Linked DNA regions of Homo sapiens: region 2 is linked to region 1. The links are chromatin loops, found by intact Hi-C in ENCODE. Cell type or tissue: breast epithelium. All regions are shown on one strand. Links, peaks and the distances in the headings refer to the core of each region. The heading gives the core; the rest is flanking DNA.

The links. A loop is a pair of places that touch in the nucleus more often than their neighbours do. Peaks named below come from ENCODE experiments on the same cell type or tissue, not always from the same donor. Only the 100,000 strongest peaks of a DNase experiment are listed, where the experiment ranks them.
Region 2: a loop joins it to region 1, with 11 times the contacts of the local background. A loop is called at or near these places in 3 of 110 quality-filtered maps.

What each region holds. Positions count from the first base shown.
Region 1 is chr3:195,026,132-195,036,998 of GRCh38, forward strand. No RefSeq gene overlaps it. Among named protein-coding and RNA genes, the nearest start is that of XXYLT1-AS1, 63 kb to the right of the region's middle. RefSeq lists enhancers at 4,265-5,262, 5,263-6,261. In breast epithelium, for the core only: no CTCF peak of the experiment used is centred there; DNase peaks (open chromatin) are centred at 4,855 and 5,802; H3K4me3 peaks cover 489 bases; H3K27ac peaks cover 2,373 bases.
Region 2 is chr3:195,271,993-195,282,859 of GRCh38, forward strand. It overlaps ACAP2 (ArfGAP with coiled-coil, ankyrin repeat and PH domains 2), which reads right to left. Exons shown (of 23, transcript NM_012287.6): 23 at 2,753-7,436. The coding sequence ends at 7,336. Among named protein-coding and RNA genes, the nearest start is that of XXYLT1, 6.3 kb to the left of the region's middle. In breast epithelium, for the core only: no CTCF peak of the experiment used is centred there; no DNase peak of the experiment used is centred there.

The DNA.
Region 1 (10,867 bases), core at 1,381-9,380:
GAAATGAGAAATTGTCCTCAGCAAAAACAGAGGGAGCTCCAAGGAGCCACAGTTTAAATGTCCACCCAGGCCAGGAGCGGTGGCTCATGCCTGTAATCCCAGGACACTGGGAGGCCGAGGCGGGCGGATCACTTGAGGCCAGAAGTTTGAGACCAGCCTGGCCAACATGGTGAAACCCCATCTCTACTAAAAATACAAAAATACAAAAATTAGCCAGGCTATGGTGGCGCACACCTGTAACCCCAGCTATTCAGGAGGCTGAGGCGGGAGAATCACTTGAACTCGGGAGGCAGAGATTGCAGTGAGCTGAGATCGTGCCACTGCACTCCAGCCTGGGCGACAGAGAGAGACCCTGTCTCAAAAAAAAAATATATATATATACATATATATATCCACCAGAGACAAGCTCCTCTAACACAGACACCTGCATGTAAACTATAGGCACAAAGGTAAAATAACAGGAAGGGCCCTAGATTTGGGAGTCAATATAACTGGATTCAAAGGCCAGCCCTGCCCTCCCCTTAAATCCCAGCACATCTTTGCCAACATTGGTTTATCAAACTTTTAATGTTTTCCAACAAAGAGGTGATAAATGTTATCCCATTCTTTTAATTTACATTCCAATGACATTTTAATAGAACTATAAAACACCAGAGTTGAAAGAGACCTCAGTGATCAAGTACTCAAATGCCTTCGTTTAAAGAATTTTTAAATTGAGTATAAGTAATACATTGACACATTATCATGGTAAAATTATATATATATTATATATATATATAGAGAGAGAGAGAGAGAGAGAGAGCAATCTATTGAATAGAAAATGAAAATTCCACTTTGCACCTTCCTCTGACTCTCTTACTGAGGGTAAATTGATGTTCATCATTGCTACATGATGGGTAATTTGCTACATATCTACTTGCATATGTAAATGCATAAAAGTATAGTGAGTTGTGGTATTTTACATAAAAGATATATAGCCGTATATCTTTTTTTGTAATTATTATTTTCTAACAACACATTCTAAGGGTGTCTTAACACATATCTCAGAAATCTTTCTGTATCAGTACACATAGACCTGTTCCACTCTTTGCTCCATAATATCCTATAGTATGGGGTGTATTTGTTATCCATTGCTGGATAACAAATTACCCCCCAAATTTAGCAGCTTTAAAACAAAAACAATTTATTATTTCACACAGATTCTGAGATCAGGAGCCCTGAAACAGCCCCTCATGGTGGTTCTGGATCAGGGCCTGTCGTGGGGTTGCAGCTGAGCTGGCAGGGCTGTGGTCATCTGAAAGCTTGATTGGGGTTAAAGGATCCACAGATAAGATGGCTAACGCCCATGGCTGTTGGCTAAAGGACTCAATTCCTTTCCACGTGGGCCTCTCTACAGGGCTGCTCACAACTAGGCAGCTTCCCCAGGGCAAGGGATTCAAGAGCAAGGAGAGAGAAAACCCAAGATGGAAGCGGCTTAGGTTTTACTAAGCCCGGGAGTGCCATGCCATTCCTTCTGTTACAGGTAGTGAGACAGGCATGAGCAGGGCAGGAGAGGGCTCTGGGGGAATGTTGGGTGATGGTTTGGCAATGATCACACTGCCTCTCTAAAAGTGATAAATTGGCAGCCAGTGCCAGGGAGAGGCCATTTCCTCATGGACCACACCTGCTGCACTAAAGTGTTCATTGAATGCAGGTGCCAGGGAGACACAACTTCCCAGGCATGGTGCATTAAGAGACAAAATGGCAGAGTATGACCCTCTGGGAGCACCCCACAAGAAAAGGGAAGAAAGCCTCAGGTGGGTATGTGTACAACTTCCTATACACACTGTGTAAGGGTAAGGAGGGCACTGCACATGCAGGCAGCTCACCCTAAGGTGAGAATCACGAGAAAGGGGCCAGCCCAGAAAGTCCTCGGATCAAGGTTAAACGCTGCACTTGTTCTGACGTCGCCCGCTTGGGGTCTTTTCCCAGTGTACTTTCTTTCCTGGTCTAAAGGCTTTATAAAAACCTTCCACTCCTCCTCTTGCCTTCCTCTCTTTTTCAGCCTTAGGCCCGTCAGTCAAATTCTTTCTTCTGAGGAGGCAAGAATTGAGGTTGCTGCAGACCCACACGGATTCACCGCTGGTAACTCAGATACCTTCCAACCTTCCACTGGTAACAATTCTGCCATATGCTGTTGGTCAAGCAGATCTTCCCTGGTTCAGTGTGGAAGAGGACTACACTGGGGGGATGCCAGGAGGTGGAGATCACAGGGATTGACTTGGAGACCTGCTGCCACATATGGTCACCAGGGTTATTCTCCATTCTCACAGGTGGCCTCCCGTTTCTCATGCTCACAGGCGGCACTGCCATGAGCATCCTTGGGCATGCTTCTGTGAGTTTTTTTGTTTTGTTTTGTTTGTTTGTTTTGTTTTTGAGATGGAGTCTTGCTCTATCACCCAGGCTGGAGTGCAGTGGTGCGATCTCGGCTCACTGCAACCTCCACCTTCCAGGTTCAAGCGATTCTCCTGCCTCAGCCTCCTGAGTAGCTGGGATTACAGGTGCACGCCACCATGCCCAGCTAATTTTTGTATTTTTACTAGAGACGGGGTTTCACCATGATGGCCAGGCTGGTCTCGAACTCCTAACCTCAGGCAATCCACCCACCTCTGTTCCCACTGAGCATGCCTCTTAATGCCCAGGTACGTCTCTTCTAGTCCTAGTGGTAGAATGGCTGCAATTCTTGCATTTTCAAATGGGAAACTGAAACCAGAGGAAGGTGACTTCTCCAAGGTCATACTGTTAATCGCCTACGAGTCCAGGATGACATCAGTCACCTGACTTCCAGCCTACTTTATTTTCAGAGCCACTCTGTAGGCAAAATACACATGGCCTGAGATTTCAGGAAGTATGTTGAGATAAAGCCTGGCTGGGAATTGCCAAGAGTCAGTTTCCAGAACGACAAAACGTGTAATGGCTAATCTTGCTTTGTAGGCACTACATAAACGTCACTACACTCAAAGCCTAGATTAGCCAATGCATGAATGTCTAATCTGCCTTGATTAAAAGGAAGCTGGTGGAAATGAGGAATCTTTTCCATGCTGTCATTAGCAGAAACTTCGGAGTGAGACAGACCCGGGTTTGAGTTCTGGCTCTAGCTCTGTGACTGTAAGCCAGCCACATCATTCCTGTGTCATGGTTTCTCCATCTGTAAAATGGGAATCATCAGAGTACCAACTTCACAGGCTGTTCAGTGGATGATGTGATGGTGTAGATCATGCACTCAGCGAGGGGCTGGCAGGCTTCCCACAGGAGCTGCTGCTATTTGTATTCTCCCTGTCTGGCCTACTTCATTTATCCATCAAGCTTCCTGAATGAATGGATTCCATTTTCTAAAAAATAGATGGTACCTGGAGAGCTCATTTTATTCCATTTTCCCACATCTTGACTCTGCTGTTAATACCATCCATTATTTTGTGGCCTGCTTTTTGTTGCATACTGTCAGATTTGTGATGAATGTAGCACAGCGTGGGCGTGAAGTCAATACAGAGCCTCCTGAGAGCTGCCCCTGTGGCCCAGCACAGACTACTTCTTGCCCCTTGTGTGGCTGGCTGTATGTGCAACTGTCTCTGCGGGCAGGACCTGAATCCTCCTCACCTCTGTGGCTGTAATGTGTCTGGAATGAATGAATGAATGAATGAATGAATGAATGAACAAATGAAAAAAAGGGATCGGCCGGGCGCGGTGGCTCATGCCTGTAATCCCAGCACTTTGGGAGGCCGAGGTGGGCAGATCACAGGAGGTCAGGAGTTCGAGACCAGCCTGACCAACACGGAGAAACCCCGTCTCTACTAAAAATACAAAATTAGCTGGGCGTGGTGGCACGTGCCTGTAATCCCAGCTACTTGGGAAGGTGAGGCAGGAGTATCGCTTCACGCCGGGGGCAGAGGCTGTGGTGAGCTGAGATCGCACCATTGTACTCCAGCCTGGGTAACAAGAGCGAAACTCTGTCTCAAAAAAAAAAAGGATCAATAGAACCAAATCAACTGAAATGAATGGGTCACAAAGGACATCGCTGGAACATTGAATTATTGCCTGGATTTGGATTTAAAATGTTAAGAGTATTGTAGAGATTTAGAATAACTTTGAGTCCTCCAACATCCAGCAGAAGGAAAGATGGGATACTGTGGGTCGAAGGATGGGGTACTCTGGGTTGAAGGATGGGGTACTGTAGGTCGGGAAAAAGGAAGAGGGGCCAAGTATTGCGCCGGTTTTCTGTGCGATGAGTTTAAGGTGTTTTCGGGCCTCCAGAGTAGACCTCATCTGCTGGGTTGGGTTTAAGGGAGAGACCCATGGCTTTTTACCAGCTGTGCAGCAGGTTAGCAAACAGGCTTTTACCCTGAAGCCACTGGATATCCCCGAGCTTCAGGAGAGAACCCTGGAAACCCTACTGCTCTTCAGAATCAACAAGCCCTGGAATGTTTCTGGCCAGAGCCAGGCAAGGACAGAGATTTAAAGGGGATGTGACAAGTGTCCCAGGTAAGTGACACCCAGGCCCAAACTGGAAGGGTACCAGCATTCTCCCTGTTTGAGGATCCTTGTCAGGGACCTCAGCCATAGGGAACATCTGAGCTTGGCCTCTGAGCCCTTCCGTCCACTCCTAGCACTGCCTCCACAGCCCCAAAGAAGACCCCACTTCTCCTCGAGGGTGGCTGGCCTGCTGGCAAAGACCATTTCCTCCTCCTCCACTTGGGAAGCCAGGGGAGCCTGGCCCGGCCCATCAGCTGGGCCAGAGGGCGGTACTGCCCTGGGGTGCCCTGAGGGAGAAGGGCAGGGCTCCGGGTGCCTGTGCAGTGCTGGGCCTCAGCAGGGGCCTGGCCCAGTGTGACCGCAGCGCCACAATAGCCAGGCTCCCCCCGAGGGCATCTTGTACGCAGGCTGATACTTTGAGCTTACTCATTCCAAACCCCTTTGCTGTCCTTCCTCAGGAAGCTTCCTATTGAAAGATAAATGCTCTGTCTGTGATCAAACAGATTTACATTTATTTACTTTCCTTTCCTCCCAGGACTGCGCCAGCCCAGACAAGTCCAAGAGGAGGATTCCAGGCAGTTAAGATGGTTTCCGGAGAAGCCTGGAATTTCCCCGTAAGCACAAGCTCGGCAGAAAAAGGCAGGGTCCCTCGGCAGCCAGGGCAGGGGCTGAGTCAGTCCCAAGTCTCCCTGGCAAATGGATCACCCCTTAGGGTGGGAAGAGCCCCCCAGCTGTGTGGGGAACCTGGCTAGAGGTTGCTGAACCTCTGCTTTCAAGGAGTCTTGTGACCCCGGGAGCATAGAACAATCGCGGAGGCGCTTACATCCAAAATCCATTTTCCTTCAAAAAAGTGTCCAGGTGGAGGTAAAGAAAGAGGACCCTGTATACTTTGGTAAATCTGTGATTTAGCTACAATGTAACTGGGCCTTGGGAACCCAGGGTGAGGTTTCTTATGTGACATCTCCTGGAAAAGCTCCGCTCAATTCCTGAAAAATCCCTTATCAGACACCGACAGGAAACAGGGATTTCCAGGGAAATGGATGTGGAAGGCACCTGAAGGCCATTCCAAAACTCCAAAGTTTTTATTTATTTTACTAACTTAGGTGACTTAGACATACAACTTCCTGCAAACAGTGCATTCAGCTTTGTGTTCCTAAGCAAATAAATGGAACAGAGGCCACCAAAACTAGGCCCGCTGGAAAGGGCAGAGCAGATGCCCTTACACCCATAGCCCCTGGGGGTCATGCCTGTGAGTTCTTGCATATCAGCTTGTGACAGCGTTGTGACCTGCCCCTTTGTCACCTTGCCACCACATCACCCCCCAGGGGTCTGGGCATTTCCTCGAAGCTGCTTCCAGGACAGGATCAGGAACGTGTTACTTGGGTGGGGGGCTGGGAGGGAGGCAAGGAGCTCTGGTTCTGCCCATGTCCTCCAGCCTCGAGTGTGCAACTGCTCTTCTGGGAACTTGGGTCTCCTCATCTGAAACACAGGGAATTAGAGAAGATGATTTTGTAACGCTCGAAGGCTCTGTAATCCCCAAAAACATGCTCTAAAGGGATCTCCAGTCCAGCATATCAACCCAAACAAAAGACAACGCTGTGGTTACTTGTTCAAATGCCTCTTTCTTCTTGTAAACAGTGCACTCCCAATGACAGAGGCCCTCTGCTACTCATCATCTAGGTAGCTGACAGGTGGCTGCCTGCGGTACCTGATGTTTGGACAGACAAACAAATGACCAGGTGACACCCAAGTGCGATTCTCTCTGATCGCCATCCTGTAGCCTGTCTCCTTAGCTGGGCTCCAAGCTCTTTGGGGAGCGAGGAACAGATCTGTTCTACATAGAATCTCCAATCAGAGCTGACGGTGGCTCAGGAAGCACCAGGGTGCCCAGGCTAGTTGTTGAAATATTGAAGTACTTCTGTGCAGTTGCTGAGCCTGAGAGAGCCTCTCTCCCCTCCCCCGCCACCAAGCCCAACATCTATCCGAAGGTTTCCTCTCCACCATCCAGCCACTGAAGGGTGGTGACTGATGTAGCAGGGCTGTAGGCCTCTGCTCCAGGACTGTATATGCCTGGTGCCATTCTGATTGGCCAGCGCCCTTGCCATACTGTCGTTAAATGTTGAGTGGTAGACCAGCCCAATGCAGGTGATGGGGAGGGAGAGCAGATGACTGGTAGGTGCCACCTGTCACCTGAGAATAGATATATGTAGGCCCTGCTTTCCCAATGGACTGAGAATGTTCCCAGCAAAGAAGTGGGCAGTGTGTGCTGCCTGACCCCAAGAAGACACATGCCCAGATCCCTAGCTGGACAGAACGAGGACCTCCAAGCACACCTGCAGGCAAAGGAATGGGCTGAGTCTCAGCCCCCCGGACTTACGAGCCAGGCGGCCCCACCTGTCTAAACTTGCGTTTCCTCTTCTGTACACAGGAGACAGTTAAACCTACCTTCCAGTTTGCGTGAGGACTTGTGTCTAACACGGGCTCTGATCTGTACCCACAGGTAGGGCTTTCCCTCCTGACAAAATCTTATTTTGATAAATCAGGACTTTAAAAATGACCAAGTGGTTAAGCAAGTGCATTCCGTCTGTGCAGATGCATCAAGCTGTTCGCTTACCTACACAATTCTGTATGTAGAGCAGACGATGATCCAATGCCAAAACATCAAATATATATTCTTAGGCATCAAAAGTATTATCAATAAAAGTTAAGGTGCTAAAAAAGAATGGCTGAGCAAAATCTAGAATTTGAGTCCTAGAGAAAGTTCCTGAGACAGGTCTCTTTCAATCCTGAGTTTCCTGACAGCAGGGGCTGGGAGCATATCAAAACAGTCCTTGCTAGAATTTTCCTCCTAAAGCTAAGTGTTTAACCGGTGCATTTTAGCAACAGCAGAGCTGGAAAAATATATCTGGGTAGAAGTAGCAGACAGACAGCGGTCAGCGAGCCAGGAGGTCGCAGGCCACAGGCCTTGGGCAGTCACACCTGCAGAGTAAACACTGAGTCAGACTGGGTTAATTATGCAGAGATTGATTCTGGCTTGAAAGAGGAAGGGAGAGCCGCCTCACTGCATACTCGGAGGTGGGCCTTGGCTAGGTGGATCTAACAATTGATTATTTTATTTCAGATCCAGGGAGTGTTGTGATATTGACCTTCAAGGTTCAGAGAAGAGTGTTTAGGACACACAGTGAAATAGACAGCTGCAGTCCAAGCCACAGTGGAATTTCTAGTGTCCTCTGCCCTTCTGGGGCAGGCTAGGGCGGGGTGGAGCAGGGAGACGGCTTCAGGCCTTTCTAATTTAAAAGGACAAGGACCAGGGGCTGGATGCCTTTCCGTTTCACACCCGCGGCTTCCCACTTCAGGAGTGTTCCTGTGCTTCCCACCTTGGCCTGTCTTCAGACGGGCACCTGGACGTGGGGCTTGGAGATCCAACTAGTCCCCAAGTTCACCCAAGACAGTTTGTTCCCAGGAGCTCATTTAACACTAGGCTGTTTGCAAGTCAAAGTGCGTCCCGTGCAAACAACATCCCAAGAGCACTGAGCGTGGCCAGCTGACCCACGAAGTCTATGACCCATCCCTGTACCTTGAAGTCCTGAAAGCTCTGGACCTACCACCATGTTGCCACGAGCACACACTCTAGATCTGAACTGCTCATTCGGTGGACGCTGGGAAGTGGGGACCCTGTGTCCACCAGTGTTCCTTCAGCACACAGCCACTGAGTGCCTGCTCGGGGCCAGGTCCTTATTTAGGGAAACCAGAGAGATGCCTCGTATACCTCAAAGGTCTCAGTTTAGGGCAGAATTCAGGACAGGTTCCAAATACCTACACCTGAGACCAAAAATGGTCCTATTAGGAGAGGTAGATAATGCCTGGAGAGGGGATTTCAAGGTGGGGAGGCCACATCCAAGTGGGGTGGAAGCAGGGAACTGAAGAGAAACTTGGGAGGATGGGCTGGACTTTGAAAGGCAGGGAGGGGAGGGCGTCCCAGGCCGAGGATAGGTGTGAGCAATTTCCCTTTCCCCAGGCTTTGGAAGGGGAACCGGGGAGGAAGGGCAGGCATGAGCCACGGCAAGGTAGGAACACCTAAGGGAGGCAGCAGGCGAAGCCCCCCAGCTCCTGCCCAGGCCCCTCCACTGTGCGTGGAGGGATGCAGGCGTGGCTCCGGCCCCTCTGCTCTGCATGGAGGGATGCAGGCCTGGCTCCGTGGGAAAGGTGAACTGAGGCACAGAGTCTCCTTCCCCAGCGCTGAGGACTGGGGAGTGGGTCTCCAGCAGCTCCTCACACTGCCTCCTGGCCGGGGCCTCAGAGAAGCCAGCCCAAATCCTGGCCCGGATCAGAAAAATCCCAGGTGATTAGATCCAGAGGGGATGGAGTCCCAACCTCTCCAGGCCACTCTGGAGGCCGAGGCTCTGAAGAGAAAGTGCCTGCCAAACGCTGCCCTTGGCCTAAGGAGCTTCCTGCAGCCAGGGCCTCACCTGCAAAGGGCTATGAAATCACCTGTTTTGCTTCATGATGATGAAGATTAAGTTTAAATCATATACGTCTGTGGGGGTGAAGAACAGCACCTTGAATCCCTTGCAGGTGGAGAGCGTGGAGGCGCAAAGGTTCTACTGGCTCTTCCCAGGCGCCCCCACACAAACTGGACTCCAATCCAGGAGGAAGCACGGAGGCGGCCTAACCTGGGCCCTCCTCCATCCACGGAGCTGAGGGCCCAGAGAGGGAGGGCAACTCGCCCTCCACCACACCCCGCACAGCAGCTCCCTCCTTCCCCAGGGCCCAGCCCTGACACCTCCTGTCCCTGCCGGAGCCCTGCACCTGAGGACCCAGAGCCACGCGGGACCTTCTTTCACAGCCAGGAGGCGTCGGGGAGCTTCCCAGGCTGACTCTGCTTCCCGTGCTTTCCCCACCGCCCCCGCCAGAAACTGGGGCCCAAATGGCAGCATCCCCACCCCACGGCGCCCCAGCGCTGCAAAGCGCAGCCCTTCCGTAAACGGCCTGGGGAAATGAAGTTGGTGGACTCTGCCTGTCCTCGTCCGGTGTCACCTCCTGCCGGCCTCCTCATTCTGCCAGGGCTTCTGGCTCCTCACCCGGGCACAGAGGCCCCTTCAGCAGCAGGGATGGGGGCATTCGGAGAAGGACTGGGGCCGGCTGATCCTGGCCTGACAGAGGCCTCCTCACCCACTGGCACCAGCCCTGCCCTGAAGACGTGGTCGTAGCATCGATGCAATCGGGGGGGAGCGTGGTGGGTGGGGCACAGCCTGAAGGAGGAGGTCGAGCAAACACGTGGCCTCAGCTGGGACGCAGCACTGTCTGCAGAGCCCCTCGAATCCAGCTCCACATCTGGTTCTCGGGGGCGCAGGGCTGCCCGTGCAGGATTATCGACCCTGTTTTCAGGGAACAGGAAACTGAGGCCAAGCGAGGGGTCCTGAGCCGCCCAAGGTCAGAGAGGTGGTGAGGGGGAGAGATGCAACAGGGGGGTCCCCAGAGTAAGGGCGGGCAGGGCGGATGCCTGTGCTGAGATGTGGCGCCGAGGCCTTACGAGCACCCACTGAAGGTCTGTTCAGTCACCCCAAGAATGTCTGGAGCCCGAGTATCATCTGGCAGCCACCCTGGAGAAGGAACCAAGAACGCGGGGGGAGTCGGAAAGGGGGGCCCACCGAGGGGAGAAAGGGGTCGGCGCCGCTGTTCGGGCTGGTTGCTTTCTGGGCTCCTGAGCCCGGTGCTGTCCCACCCTCCGGGAAAGTCTAAAGCAAGAGGTGCCACCGCCCTCCGTGTCCTGCAGGCTGAGGAGCAGTGACGCTATTCAGCAAGATGAGAAACACGGGCAGGAGGTAAGAACTGAGATCTCCTTCCTGTCGGCATCTGACGGGAGGAGGCATGTGAATCCCAGGAGAAAACAAAACCTAGAAAGCGGCTGAGCCAGGAGACCCCTGGGCGGTGGGCTTAGCAAGGGGCAGGGGTTACCCACAGTCCTCCCTAGCACCTCGTCCCCATCCTCTGCCTTCACACCTGGGACTCTCTTCCATGCTGGGGGAAACCTTCAGATGAATTGATTCTCGCTGAGGTTGTGCAGACCCCAGTGCACAGCCCCCAACCACAACCCCTTCCCTCCTGGCAGAGCTCGCTCTGGAGCAGCTGGAGGTCCAGCTTGATGTTTTCCCAGGACAGTCAGAAATCAGACCCAGCCAGCCCACCCCCCTGCAGGTCCACTCTTTGAATACCAGATGGCGGGGGCAGGGGAAGTCTCCTTAAAGCAAAAAGGAATAAAATTTGGAGACACAGTTTGCGGGGAACCAGAGGCCCACTCGGCTGTGGCAGCCACTGCTTGTTAGTCCTGATCTTTGTTCCCCGCTCTTCCATAGGA
Region 2 (10,867 bases), core at 1,154-9,153, 250 kb after region 1:
GTCTAAATAGACAAAGAACTTGAGTAAGTACAGTAACCCTTCAGTTCTTTGGCCAAGTTCTCTGATTTCTGACCAGAGATTAGGTAAACGGTTTTTCCTGTTATTTCCACATTGTAAGGTTGCATGGATTATCCAACCTCTCTGCTTCAGACCTTGGCTTACATGTCACTACCTACACAAATGATCTCTAAATACCTCCTATCCAGTGTCTGGGCTAAGTGCCATCCTCAATAATTCTGTGAGGGCCACCTAAATATATGTACTACCCTAGTCTCATCTTTCTTCATTGCAAGAACACGTGACTCCAAGAGAACAGAATATACATTTGTTTTTTATTAACCACAATATACCCAGTACCTAACACGGTGCCTACCACATTGGATGAGTCTCAAAAATATACTCAACCATTGAAACAGCATTTTTATTTCTAGAAAATCTTCCTAATAATTTAAGAATGTTCAAAATATTTAACCATAAGAATAAAGCAAGGCCAAGCATGGTGGCTTAGGCCGGGAATGGTGGCTCACGCCTGTAATCCTAGCACTTTGGGAGGCCGAGGAGGGCAGATCACCTTAGGCCAGGAGTTCGAGACCAGCCTGCCCAACATGGCGAAACCCCGTCTCTACTAAAAATACAAAAAATTAGCCAGACATGGTGGCGGGCGCCTGTAATCCCAGCTACTCAGGAGGCTGAGGCAGAAGAATCGCTTGAACCTGGGAGGTGGAGGTTGCAGTGAGCCGAGATCATAACACTGCACTCCAGCCTGGGCGACAAGAGCAAAACTCTGTCTCAAAAAAAAAAAAAAAGTAGGCAGTGTGGTGGCGGACACCTGCAATTCCAGCTACTCGAGAGGCTGAGGCAAGAGAATCGCTTGAACCTAGGAGGCAGAGGATGCAGTGAGCCGAGATCATAACACTGCACTCCAGCCTGGGCGACAAGAGCAAAACCCTGTCTCAAAAAAAAAAAAAAAGTAGGCAGTGTGGTGGCGGACACCTGCAATTCCAGCTACTCGAGAGGCTGAGGCAAGAGAATCGCTTGAACCTAGGAGGCAGAGGATGCAGTGAGCCGAGATTGTGCCTCTGTACTCTAGCCTGGCGAAAGAGAGCGAGACCCTGTCTCAAAAAACAAACATAAAAATAAAGCAAAGCTAGGTTCATGATGGCAAAAAATCAGAATCAAATGGTCATCAATAAAGTGGTTAAAGCTAAAATAATGCAGTCATTAAAAGTGATGTTTTCAACAAACTGCAGGTGGAAATTTAAAAAACTAACAAATGGGTGAGGTGGCTCATACCCGTACTCCAAGCTATGTGGGAGACTGAGGTGGGAGGATCACTTGAGCTCAGGGGTCCAAGGCTGCAGTGAGCTACGATCGCCACAGGACTCCAGCCTGGATGACAGTGCGAGACCCCAATTCCAAAAAAAAAATAGTAATGGTAACAAATGGAAAAAAAAACCTACAGAGACTAAGAAACATATTCACCAACTGCAACGTATGGAACTTATGTGAATTCTGATTTGCACGATCTATTTTAAAAATCGTATTTGAGAAACCAATTTGAATATTGATTATGTAGTTTTACAGTTTAAGAAGTGTTACGATTTTTTAAAGTCCTCAACTTTTAGATGTACATACGGAATGATTTGCTGGTGAAAGGTCTAGGATCTGGTTCCAAAAAGTCCAGGAAAGGGGAAAAATGGGTAGGAGAACAAATATAAGCCATGAGCTTATAGCTATTGATTTTCTCTACCTGTACATGCTTGAAATTTCCCATAAAGTTCTCCCCATCTATTAAGTGAAAGAAGTGGGTAACTGTATGATCCCATTATATAAATGTATGAATACACACACCCAAAGGTCTAGAAGGGTATACACAAAAAAGTAACAGTATCTCCCTCAGTGCTATCCAGTAGAACTTCCTGTGACAATGTATATATTCTACAATCTCCCCTGTTCAAAACAATAGTCACTAGCCACATGGGGCTATAAAGTTCTTAAAATGTAGCAGTACGACTGAGGAAATGAACTCTTTGTCTAATTCCAATTAAGTAGCCACATGTAGCTAGTGAGTTCCATTTTGGACAGCACAAGATAATGGAATTGTGGATGATTCTCTTGCTTCTTCTTAACATTTCTCCACAAGCAAAAAGCTTTGTGTTTGCAATAATTGAAAAATTAAACTGTTTTCACTTAAAATATTTATAGACTATTGATGTGGGTTCTCCACAGAACTATTCTGAAAATGAAATGAAGCTGAATAAAGCAAGTTATATTGAAAAGTTTATGTGTCTGCTTTCAATTAGCTTTTTTTTTTTTAAAGCAAATGCAGGTGATACACTTCCAGTTTGGTTTTTTCAACCTTCCATTCCTTCAGTCCCAATTCACTGACAAACGTGTGTGTGTCTGTTTACTAAAAGGATAAAATGGGAATGTGCTGCATAGATTAGGAACATTAATGTCAATCATAATGGAAAAAACTTAGAGCAAGCCCCTCCCCCCACCCCCCAAAAAAAACCTTTTATCTTTTTGCCAATGAATTAGGGGCTATAACAGCTCTGTGAACAAAGAGAATTATATACTTAAAAGATCCAAATGGATTTCTTGATTGAAGTAATCAGCAAATAGGATGAATGTGGATTTGAAAGGGCTGGGAAGAAATACCTTAAAAATAATAGTACCTTAAAAATAACTGCTGTTGACAGATATGTTCACAGTGTATTTCACAAGAAAATGTAAATCACCATGAAAGAACTAAGCCAGAGGTGAGATCTTTATTGACTTATTGTAATTTTTTGGCATACAAATTACTTAAGTATATTTACAATTCTTACATAATGTACATTTTAGAAGATAATGTACTTTGCTCCATTTACAATGACAAACTACTGTAAAACTACATTCATGAATTAGATACAAATCCTCTACATACTAATAAAAAGTAAATGGACTGTTGGTTATACATTCTTTAAAATATACCTTTTCACAGGTAGCAAGAAATAGTACATGTAATAAGTCTTTATGACTGGAATGATCCAGAAATATCACAAAGCATGAGTAAACACATATATAAAAGTAGCTCATCATTTCCAAAAGTTAACCTTTAGCCTTTGTGTAAAATAAATGGTGCCAACAATCTTTATAATGTAGCAAGCTTTCCCTGTTTAATATCCAAAAAATGGAGGGTGGGGAGGTTGAAGAAAAATAAGAAAAGTTAGCAAATAAGATAGTGAAAAGACCAATGCAGAGAAAAGTTTATGTAATCAAATCTTGCTTTGTCTCCACATTATCACATTTTAAGTGGATAAATTTATGTAAACAGAAAAAGATGTCCACAAAACCATATCTGTAGATGTCATTTGGAAGCATCAAGAAATTGATAAGTATGTGGTGAATTAAAATTACTTTTATAATGTTTTGCTTTCATTAATGTTTGTTATTGCAAAAATGTAAGATTTCCTACAATTTTGTCTTCAAATCCCAATCTAGCCCTTCAAACTTTTATCCAGGTTCTCCAGAATATTTGGAGTCTTTGTTATCAAAGCACAAGGAAAGCTGGCATTCATTATCAGACTTCGCTGCTTTACAATGATTTCAAATCATTTCATGATACAAATAAAGTGCCTCTGACTGGTGGTCAGTCAGACCTGGGTAATGGTGCCAATTCTGCCACCAGCTAGCAAATCAAGTGACCCTGCTCTGTAAAACAAAAGGAGCACCCTAGGATCAAAAAAGTAGACAACTTTGGAGCTTAGATTAAGATCTCAGAAATCCTACCATGAGAATCCAGTGAGATAAAGCAATGCCAAGTACACTGTAAGTAGCAAAACAGTATACAAAGGGATGCTTCTATATTTTCACCTTGTTTCATTACACTCATTTTAATTGTGAGGAGCCCTGAATCCAAAAAGGGTAGTGACGACTAGTCCAGTGCTCCTTCCACCGTATCATGCGGTTCTAAAGTCATTCTGGACATACAATCTACAAAAATACATCATTTTTCCAGCTCATGTCCATGATCCAAAGTGATATTATACACAAGTGTTATCTGACAATATAAGAATGATCTGGGAATGTCTGTTCAAAACGGTAGTAAATTTAGTCTTAAACACAATTTCATTTACTGCGACCATACTTAACATGCATAAAATATTTTTAAAATACAAACTTAAATTGGCCAGATTCTGAATGTGTACTTTTTTTCTTTTTCAAAATGCACTCATGAAGAACCAAAGTTCATATTCCAAATTAAATCTGTATGTCTGGAAAAGTAACCAATCAAAGTTCATTAAAATATACAGTGAAAACCGGTATAAATTAGGCAAACACCATAATCTAATGAATATCAGGAAATTTCTGAGTTTCTAAGGATTGTATTAAAGGTAACTTTTTAAAACCTTAGAAATCTTAAGCACATAAATGTTATAATGAAGCATTTGCAAATGACTGCTCAATTACTTTTATTCTAGCTCTAACATGAAATTGCATTTTATTAACTCTTCATAGTGCTGCTATTCTTATTTTGATATTAATCTAACTTTCAAGTTAGTAAGCTAATGATAATGAGCTAACAGATTAATAATAAGGAATAAGAAACTAATAATAGCAGATAAGTTATGGAAAGAAAATAAAAGGCCAATCACATTGACTAATGAAGCCCAAAAGCATGATTAACTAAGATTTCTTATAATGCACTGAATAATTCACAGCATAACATAATTCAGATTTGTTACATACCATATAAAAGCTATTAGTTGACATGGCTAAATTCACCTAAGAGCCAACCTACCTTGTAACTATTAATTTAATTTAAAGCCTTGCTGTTTACTCCATCATTTCTGCCAAATGTAGTCCAAATTGGGTCTCAGCATATTCAAGAAATCAAGCCACAGAAATGTGTACTTGTATTGCTAGGCTCCCTGCAATATTAAAGATTTTGCTTTCTCTGAAGATATTCTGAACCATGATCATCTTTAAGGCACTTCAAATACATTTCTGACCACTAAATTTAAGTAGATACTAATTAATTACTGCCATATTAACAATTCATCACGTAAGCCACAGGAGGCAAGAGTCTCATAAGGAATTGCCTTCACAACCACAGAGATTCCAGAGGTGATCTGAATGAAACACGCACCAATGGCCAGATCCAAAAGGAAAACTACCTAGACTTCCTCAGATAAAAGTCAGGATCTTTAGGAATTAAAACAGGAAGGGACACTATAAAGGAAAAGTGAGGTTTTTTCTTTTTCTTTAACGTACTTCTTTTCTTTGAGCTTCTTGGTCAAATAATTTCAAGGTACATGCTAATAAAAACTACAAATCAGATTTTTGCCTTTAGTGAAGGTGCCTAAAAAGCCAGATGATCTATGACTTTGAGGTGAAACAGCAAAGATAAAGATTTAATGTTCCTGTTATTGTTATAATTAAATACAATGCTGTGGAAGTTAGCATTTCCTCAGAAGTAATTCACAAATATATTTTTATCCTTATCTAACATACAGTGACCATTACTAAATAAGCATTACATGCATGCAGTTTGGCCAAATTATGGAACCTTTTCTGTAATGTGAACTTATTTCAATATAATTCCTGCTTGGCTAGATTCTGATTTGATGTTTAATCAACTTATAAAACCCTAGTGACTGGGAAATGTTAGAAAATTTATCTATAATTGGATCATAAAGTTTTTATATATTTTAAAACCTCTTATTTAGAAAGAGTATCAATAATATCATTTACATATAATTTCTAAAAGAAGAATAGACTTAATTGTTGACAACAATGGGAAGGAATCAAAAGGCAAATTAGGCTGGGTGCGGTGGCTCACGCCTGTAATCCCAGCACTCTGGGAGGCTAAAGCAGGCTGATCACCTGAGGTCAGGAGTTCGAGACCAACCTGGCCAAAATGGTGAAACCCGTCTTTACTAAAAATATAGAAATTAGCTCGGAATGGTGGCGGGTGCCTGTAGTCCCAGCTACTCGGGAGGCTGAGGCAGGAGAATTGCTTGAACCCAAGAGGAGGAGGCTGCAGTGAGCTGAGATCGTGCCACTGCACTCCAGCCTGGGTGACACAGCAAGACGCCATCTCGGGAAAAAAAAAAAAAAAAAGCAAATTAATTATTTTATACTTTAAGACATTTTCAAAGATGGAATCAGACTAATTTGTAGCATATAAATGGTAATGTTTATCCATAATATTTTGGAATTCAGGGGTCTGTGAATCATGTAACCGAATACTAAAGCTATATACACGATATAATTTAAAAGAATGTACACTGTGTACAAGTACACAAAATAGATGTAGAAAAAATAAACAGCAATTTATTGCTATATATTTTAGTATTAACTAAGAATAAGTGGGGTTCTTTTTCTCCTTTGTACAGAGATTTTTCTTTCACTAGGAGCAACAGCAAAACTATCTTTAAAAGGACAAATTTCAAATATAAAAATGGCCTACATGATTTTATAAATTGATTTTTCCTTTAAAGTTTTGATGAAGGCATAATTTTGTGACATTCAAGTAACCTTTAAAACATACTTTTATTCCATCGATACATCTGTCAAGGTTTTGGGGAATCAACCCAACAATGAAGAACTACACATTTTGAACTGGGGTTTTTTTTTGTGATTAAAAAAAAAAAAGAGCTTCTTTTTGCTGCATAAAATAAATCTAAAGGACTGAATTATGGTCTACCTGTACAGCCATTATACATACATACATTAAAGTACTGGACAATAACCTGTCACCTAAGAAGTATAACCGACCGCATTTATGAACAAACGGGGAAAACACATTCTCTAGTTCTAATAAATCATATATTATGTGTATGAAAGCTAGGTTACCAAAAACACATCAACACACACACCTATTTCTGAACCACCAAAAAGCCTCAGGGAAGCTAAAGAAAACACATATTCTTGAGGCAGGCAGGACAGTTGGCTTCCACTTGATGAAGACATGCTTGACTGAGTGATCCTGGGCAAGATGCATGGAGGAAAAAAATCAATGCCACCACCCATTGGCAAAAGAATCACTTTTGTCTAACCTCCTATCATCTTGTAACCTAGAGATGGCCTAAATCTAGACTGAACTTCTGTCTACAGAAATAGCCCTTTAAATAGGCTTTTTTAATAAAAGAGGTCCTAAACTAGGTTCCTCTCCTACTACTAGATAACTATGTTTTAATTTATAAATATATGAATGGGTACCTCTTTTCCAAGCCATTCAATATCTACCAAAATTAAGTAGAATTAAAGCAGTAAAAAAATTGTGATTTTTTAGCTGTATACATTAGGGGGTCACCAGATTTCATATTTTCCCATTTTTAAAAAAATTCAGAATTTCTGTGAATCTTGCTGGAAACGATTTAGTTTCTCTGGATTATTGGATGCCATTTGGGAAAAATCACGAAATATGTCCTGATAAGTTTCATCACCTGCATGAAATAAAATAAAGACACTTTAAACATTTACACAAGTATTAATCAAACAACATTCATATTTATTACTAGTACTATTTTATAATTCATTACATTAAAATTTTGTTCAGATGAGCATTTTTGGAAGAAAAGGGGCAACTAAAAATAAATGCTGAAAAATTATGCAATGAAAGAAAAAAAAAAACTATACCTGAAAAAAGCACCTCAGATGCAGCCACAGAAGAAAGCTCAGAGTTAGAAAAGAGCAAAGATGCAAGTGTTTTAAAGCAATGTAAAGAAATACGTTTATTAACACACGGGGGGGAAAAGTCATTCTAAATGAGGTGGAGTAAATGAGACCTTCTTTAAATAAATATTTCCCTTGATAAAGGCCAAAAGAAATGACTAAAACCAAATACTAATGTTTTGGATGGATGCAAGTTATTAACAAGACAAACTGATAATCAAGACAAACTGATAATCAGATAGGGAAAAATAATACTATCTTTTAATTAAAAGCAATTTGAAAAAGTAATTTTTTACTCAAACTTTAATGCGTAATTAAAACTAATGCACCTAATCCACTGCTTCCTAAACTCATAAAATAAAAATCTAGCTGGGTGCAGTGCCTCACGCCTATAACCCCAACACTTTGGGAAGCTGGGTGGGGGGGTTGGGGGGAGAATTGGTTGAGGCCAGGAGTTCAAGACCAGTCTGGGCAACATAGCGAGACTACATCTCTACAAAAATTAACAACAAAATCCTAGAAAATGGCTTTAAGGCCAGGTGTGGTGGCTCATGCCTGTAACCCCAGCACTTTGGGAGGCTGAGGCGGGCAGATCACCTGAGGTCAGGAGTTTGAGACCGCCCGGCCAACATGATGAAACCCTGTCTCTACTAAAAATACAAAAAGTAACCAGGCGTGGTGGTGGGCACCTGTAATCCCAGCTACTCGGGAGGCTGAGGCAGGAGAATCGCTTGAACCCGGGAGGTGGAGGTTGCAGTGAGCTGAGATCGCACCACTGCACTCCAGCCTGGGCAACAGAGCGAGACTCTGTTTCAATAAAAAATAAAAAAAAGAAAATGGCTTTAAAATCAGTTTTGCATTTAAAAGTTGGGTTTGTTTTTGTTTTACTGCAGGTCATATGAGCAAGAATGCTATGACAAAATGCAAATAAATACCAAGGACATCTGTTAAATTAGAAAAATAAACGTGTATATGTACAAATATGTTTACCGAGAAATAGATTATAGATACTGATATTATAGCTGACTGAATACCATTTTTCTTGTCATGAGAAACTAAATATACACACACATACAGATCAATCCCTCAGACGAAGGAATCTTATTTTCAAGATAAATCGTTGATCATGAATGCTTCCTGCTAAACATTAGCCTTATACAAATGCTTGGCATAATTCTGTTCTCAAGATTTCAACCATAAAATACTGTTTTTGATTATTATTGTAACATTTTAAAATTATCTCCTATAAGATACCTTGCATCCACCTTATAACACACTCATTGCTACAGATGTTGTTAATAGTGCAGTAAGTTTTGTCAGTTTTTAAAAAGTGAGATTTTTGAAGCAAGAGATGTCATACCAAAAGCTAGAGAATTAGAAAAAAGTTGAGGATAGGAGTAAAGATCTAGTAAAAAGGTCTAACAGCATAAGCCAAGATTTTGAATTAAAAAAATGTTAATACTTTTGGCCCGGCCGGGTGGCTCACGCCTCTAATCCCAGCACTTTGAGAGGCCGAGACGGGCGGATCACGAGGTCAGGAGATGGAGACCATCCTGGCTAACACGGTGAAACCCCGTCTCTATTAAAAATACAAAAAATTAGCCGGGCGTGGTGGTGGGCGCCTGTAGTCCCAGCTACTCGGGAGGCCAAGGCATGAGAATGGTGTGAACCCGGGAGGCAGAGCTTGCAGTGAGCCAAGATCGCGCCACTGCACTCCAGCCTGGGCAACAGAGCGAGACTCCGCCTCAAAAAAAGAAAAAAAAGGAAAAAAAATCTAATACTTTCTAGTCACTTTTTGTATTTAGTCTAGGTAAAAAGCAACTATTAACATCTCTATATAGTTTTCATTTAGCCCTGGAAATTTATTCCCGACCTGAATCAATCAATTAAACCTCATCAGTCTACTTTAAAAAGAAAAAAACAGTAAGAAGAGATTATTAACAGGTGGCTGAGAGTAACATCTAACTCATATTGACATGACTAAAATAAAAGGTTGATACGTTGGAACAGCTGGTAAGACAATCCAATTATACCCATGGTTTTGTAAAAGTTCACTTCCACATCAAAAGACAAACATTGCTATTCTCATTTTAACCATTCTAAAAGATAGAAAATAAATAGAGCAACATTAAATAGCAACAAACCATATAAAATATTTTTTCTAATTTGCAGATGTTGAATTAAAATATGTAAAATATTTATTGTAAACATTATAAATATTTTTAAAAGACTATTTAAACTGGATAGTCTGGAATTTTCCTTTCCAAGAAAGTGTAAAGTGCAGAGTATAATACAAAAATACCACAAAGATTTTACCATTCAACACTAGAAGTAACTTAAAAGGCACACATTATACATTCAAGAAGAAATAGGAAGAAGGGTCTAGCAGACGTTAATACCAAATAGTCTACAGGTAGCACCAGATGAGCACTGTTAAGTATTACAACAGTACAATGGCAATATATGGCTTCTACTATTAGCAATGCATATTTTGTATAACAAGCTATGGAACTTTTTAAATGGTTTCTCCGGTTTTGTTTTTAAATCATCTAGTACCTATTACACAAGTATATTTTAGTAGAACCATTGTACCATGCAAAACAAATTATAAGACTCAAATGCTTCCTTGAATGAAAGTGTTGGTGCTATAATAATCATTGGTTTCACTGACTGAATACATTTAAAAAGTGTTAATATAATACAAAAGGAAGTTGCCACCTTCACATACACACAAAACTTTTTGTTAACATTTAGTTTCTAACAAAACATTAATTAATGCACTGTTAATGTACTACCTTTCTTAGATCTCAAAATGTGTTGTCAAAAGCAAATGTTACAAGAACAATAGTGACCAAGATATTTAATACAGCTAACACAAATTGAACTTCAATGTGATTTTTTAATATTTAAATATAATTTTGATTACTTAGAATTTTTCCCAAGGCAAATATAATTTGTCTACATTGGAACACATAAACAACAACCCAGAATATGCTGCCATGGAATGTTCCCAGAAATACATTTAACAGTTTATTATAAATGGTAAACAACTCATCACTCAACATTTATAATACTAAGCATATTCTTTAAACTTAACCACATTCTATTTCCCCTCAGACAGTTAACTTTTCTATGTGCCTGGACAGCTCTAAGTTTTTAAAATGCAGACTGCTGTGTTTCCACTGACAGTTTAAATTCACTT